2 separate regions of the Homo sapiens genome follow, and region 1 is linked to region 2. Evidence: read pairs that join two places in POLR2A ChIA-PET (ENCODE). Cell type or tissue: GM12878. All regions are shown on one strand.

Region 1 (2,500 bases), 380 kb after region 2:
TCTGCCTTCAGAAAGCTAATAGAAGTGATAAGTTGGAAAGGGAAAAGCAGCAGTTCAATGCTATTAATATAAGTATGATAATAAACAATGGCAAGATGTACAAGGTGGCTCAGAAAAAGGATGGTTAATTCTGTGGAGTGTTTGGGGTTGGAACTCCAGAAGAGCAGGTCAAGGGAGCAAGAAATTGAGGGTTCGGATGAATTTGTGATGGGACCAATTAGTGAAGAAAGTGTTCCTGGAAAGGGACTGATAAATTAAAATGATATAGATCTGTGTAGGAACTAGAAATATGCTAAGGTTGAAAAAAAAGCAGTCATAGTAGGGGTGAGAAATGAGAGAAGACAGGAAATTAAGAAGTTACATTGCTAGATGGCTTCTTCTAACATTCCTTGTTGCTGTCCATGGCCACATTCTGGGTCTAAGGATCAGCAAAACATTACTTCTGAGATCCAGAGGATGGCTACAGGAGAAATCTGCTAAAGAGGAGTTGAGATGAGGTTTAGTAGAACAGAGAACAAGGAACTGTGAAGATACATTGTTAGGTGACTCTCACACATGGACTTTGAATTCACTCAGAATGATGGCAAGAGTTGGAGGGGAATAAAGAATCATGAACCGGGTACCAGGAAATTATCTGAAGGTCAGTGCACGATAGCAATAAAATAAGAGTGCAACCAGTTTGTGTAAGTTTCTGAGAAGAGAAGGATCATTGGTAGTATCAGGAGAAGAGAATGCTGATCTACTCCACCAGGCCTCTCAGCACATGGTGATGTGAAAAAAAGAGCAGCCCCTCTACTTGAAGGAGCCACCAGGGAGCAGTGTCCTTAGGTCATGTGTCAGCTGTGGTGAGGAGGGGCAGAGATAATTCTGTGAAGGCCCTGAGGTTGTAGAGCTCTAACTTTGTGTGCAATTAGATGAGAGTTTTCTAGGGCAGAGGTTTGGCAGGAGGTTAGCAGTGAGAAAAGCCATTTGGCAGAAAAAGTACTTGGCAAGTTGTGATGGTTAACATATATTCACTGGGTCCTATGATGTGCCAGCCCTGTGCCGGATTTTGGCTTGGTGATGCAGTCATGCACAAATTGGTCTCAGCTCTGCCTTTGCGGAAAGAGAAGGATCTAAATTTGCCTCCCGAGAGTACATGAATGAGAAGCTTAGAAAGAAATGACTGGCTTCAAGCTTCTCAAAGTGTAGTGTAGTGGATTTCCACTGAGACTAGATTATAAGATTTTTGAAATCCTTATTGAGTTGTAGAAAAGAGTGAGAGACTTAAAAGCTAAGATTTTAATTTGCCTTTGGGTGGTTTAGTTTTTGAATATAAAACCTACCTTCACAATTGTTGAAAGGTAAATATTTTATTTTACTTTCCCTCCTCCAGTGCTTTGAAGTACTAAGAGAGTCAGATGATCTGAATTAGTTTTAGGCAGGCAAGAATGGAGTTTAAATGTCGATTTAAAAAGCCCTTATTGATTATGTTTCTTTGGGCTACACAAATCAGGTTCACATTGTTGGAGCAAAATACTCAGCTATAAGATCCTTGGGCTATATTTTGTTCATCCTTGTATTTCCAGGATCTGAAACATCATAGGCAATCTATAAATATTTGTGGATTAAATAATTTAATCTTACAAAGATTCAGCAAGCAGTTTGGGTAGAGGGTAGGATGTCTAATAGGAGGGCAGAGGTGTCAGGGTGAGAAGGGCAGTCATTAGGGACAACCTCACCGATATAAATTAGAGTCAATATGAATGGAGGTTTCTTCTTGGCCCTTCTCATGTTCAGTGATAGAATGGAAAATAAATGTTCTTACTCTCCTACTTTGGACCTTTCTCTATTAACTGCTGCTCCCTTCACTACCTAAAATAACCAAACTACTCAACTTGGGGAAGGTTCCAGATCATGATGTGACTGGGATATGTTAAGGGTCTGATCAGTTGGAATCATCCTCATTTGGCCAAGGTAGTACCAATGGTGTTTGGGAATTTCCAGTAGACTCAGGGAGGTTGCAGCTCCCATCCATGGAGAATGGAGGATAGAAGATTCACAGTGAATGAAGGCAAATAGGGATGTTGCATTTGTCAAGGTCAAGCAAAGACAGAAACAGTTTTATCTTGATGTACTTAATAAGTGCCAATATCTTAATTTCCTAACTCATTTATTCTGTTACTATGTATCTGTGAATGCAAAGACTGCAAAAATCATTATCAGAAAGACACATATTTTGAGTTATTTTTCCAGTGGCTATGATTCTTTGTAGAAATCAGTGTAGAGAACATATATGCCCATTTTATAGGATTTGAAGCATAATTTTTACTGTTTTCATTCATCAGGGAGGTTAATAGTCGTTATATCTTTTACTTTTCCAACATACAGTTTGTCTTATATATGGCTTTTTTGATGCAAAACCCTTCTTCAGGAACAAAATTCCCTATTATGACATATGAGAAAACATATTCTGTTTCACCTCTGTAATGTTGTGCTTTATGTTCAATTTCCAAGGGCA
Region 2 (2,500 bases):
CACGAGGGTAGAATACTATTCAATAAGAGAGGCAGAGATTGAAGTGCTGCAGCACAAGTCAGAGAATAGGATTGCTGATGACCACCAGAAGCTGGGAGAGAGGCAGGCAAGGACCCTCCCCTCTGATGTCAGAGGGAGCGTGGCTCTGCCAGCACCTTGGTTTTGGATTTCTGGCTTCCAGAACTGTGAGATGATACATTTCTGTTGCTTAAGTCAAAAAGTTCATGGTCCTTTGTTACAGAAGCCCTAGGAAATGAATATAGCTGCGTCCCTCTCTGTTAAGTCTCCCTTGCTCAGCCCCAGCAGGCAGCAAGCGCAGAGACTTGTACAGCTCCTTCTAGGCCTCCCTGCTTTGGTGACATCCACATTTCCCTCGTGCTGTTCATAGCTCCTCTTCCATAACTCAGTGGATGTGCAGGTGCTTCTATGAGGTGTGCGTGTAAAGGAAAATGGAATTCTGTTTTCAGGCAGTATGGGACTTAACCACTTTTATAAAAACCTTTTTTTTTTTTTTTTGACACAGAGTCTCACTCTGTTGCCTAGGCTGGAGGGCAGTGGCATGATCTTGGCTCACTGCAAACTCTGCTTCCCAGGTTGAAGTGATTCTTCTGGATCAGCCTCCCGAATAGCTAGGATTACAAGTGTGTACCACCACACCTGGCTAATTTTGTATTTTTACTAGAGATGGGGTTTCACTATGCTGGCCAGCCTGGTCTCAAACTCCTGACCTCAAGTGATCCACCTGCCTTGGCCTCACAAAGTGCTGGGATTACAGGCGTTAGCCACCATGCTTGACCAAAAAATCCTTTGGAAAAATAGAAAACAAGTATTGCTGAGCATGCAGAGAAATTGAAATCCTTCTGTTGGAGGGAATGTAAAATCATGCAGCTGATTTGGAAAACAGTGTGGGGGTGCCTCAGAAAATGTAAAATAGTATTACAATGATCCATCTATCTCACTTTTGGGTACATATCCAAAAGAATTCAAAGCAAGATCTCAAAGGTATCATTTGCATACCCATGTTCATTGTAGCACTACCTACAATAGCCAAGAGCTGGAAACAACCCAAATATTAATCAACCAATGAATGAATAAATAAAATGTAGTATATATATATAATAAAATATTATTCATCCTTTAATAAGAAGGCAGTTCTGTCATAGGTTAAAACGTAGATGAACCTTGATGCCAGTATGCTAAATGAAATAAGCTAGTCACGAAAGGACAAATATATTGATTCTACTCATACGCAATATCTGAAGTAGTCAAAATCATAGAAACAGAAAGCAGAAGCGTGGTTGCCAAGGGCTGAGGGGAGTGGAAAGGGGGAATTAGTATTTAATGGGCATAGAGTTCCAGTTTTGCAAGATGAAAACGTTCTAGAGATGAGTTGCACAACAATGCGAATATACTCACCCAGCTTTTAATGAAGAAAATCCACTTATGGTAAAACCAAGAAGATGATTAATTACATTACCAAAGATTTTTTTCATTTGAGTCAAGGAGTCTCTCTGTGCTGTCATTAAGGCAGTATTTTTATTAGAAAAAGTTCAAGGGGTGGATTCTGAGATTAGTAGGTGATTGGTGCAAGGAAAGGGGAGGTCTGGAAAGTCCTTGGGCATGCACAGTTATTTCTTCATGTTAACTCCTGAGTTGCATGTGCAAATTCAGGGGGAGTTAGTACAAAACATGTGGTGGAAATTCGGGCTGTGACATCAGCAAGCTTATTCTGTGCAAACTCCAGTTAGCCATCTTGGTTCCAACCAATTTCAGCCAGGTTTTTCTTAATCTCACAAGTGGAGAGAGTTTCAGCAGCTTGTTTCTTTTCTTATCTGTTATCTGGCAAACTCAAGAATTTCTGTTAGTTACTGGTTTCTTATTTTGTGGGGCACAGCTTCAGTTTCAGCTTTTCAGCAAGCTATTTTCTTGTCTGTTATCCTGTAAGTCCAAGAATTTAACCACTGATTTCTTTAACTCTTTGGGGCATGGTTTCAATTCCCCCTGTTCTATGTAAATTCCTCAATTGTGAGGGATGAGGGGTGACAACTACTCTAACTTCTTCCTGCTGACTAGGGATACAAGTCTGGGCCTCAGAAATGAAATTGTTTTGCATTAGGTTGAAGATGTTCTCTAACATCTGGTTTAATATTAACATTTGGTATTACCAGTACGTTGGTTTCTCTTTTTTTTTTTTTTTCTGTTGCCCAGGCTGGAGTGCAGCGGCACCATCTGGGCTCACTGCAAGCTCCGCCTCCTGGATTCATGACATTCTCCTGCCTCAGCCTCCCGAGTAGCTGGGACTACAGGCACCTGCCACCACACCCGGCTAATTTTTGTATTTTTAGTAGAGACGGGGTTTCACCGTGTTAGCCAGGATGGTCTCGATCTCCTGACCTCGTGATCCGCCCACCTCATAGCATTGGAGACAGAATTTGATTACCAGATATCCGGCAATAAGTATTAGAAATAGAGAAAGCCCTATTTTTAGTATAACCCTGGA

Evidence for each region. ChIA-PET counts read pairs that join two places held together with the same protein. Peaks named below come from ENCODE experiments on the same cell type or tissue, not always from the same donor. Only the 100,000 strongest peaks of a DNase experiment are listed, where the experiment ranks them.
Region 1: POLR2A ChIA-PET joins it to region 2 with 10 read pairs; 2 of 35 experiments call an interaction of 5 or more read pairs at or near these places.

Annotation. Positions count from the first base shown.
Region 1 is chr13:46,070,986-46,073,485 of GRCh38, forward strand. All of the region lies in intron 6 of CPB2 (carboxypeptidase B2), which reads right to left. All of the region lies in intron 1 of CPB2-AS1 (CPB2 antisense RNA 1), which reads left to right. Among named protein-coding and RNA genes, the nearest start is that of CPB2-AS1, 19 kb to the left of the region's middle. RefSeq lists enhancers at 500-559, 570-759, 790-859. In GM12878, a CTCF peak has its summit at 814 (motif pointing right); a DNase peak (open chromatin) is centred at 1,036; H3K27ac peaks cover 2,250 bases.
Region 2 is chr13:45,693,956-45,696,455 of GRCh38, forward strand. All of the region lies in intron 1 of LINC01055 (long intergenic non-protein coding RNA 1055), which reads right to left. Among named protein-coding and RNA genes, the nearest start is that of LINC01055, 6.0 kb to the right of the region's middle. In GM12878, no CTCF peak of the experiment used is centred here; DNase peaks (open chromatin) are centred at 1,316 and 1,946; H3K4me3 peaks cover 1,295 bases; H3K27ac peaks cover 1,742 bases.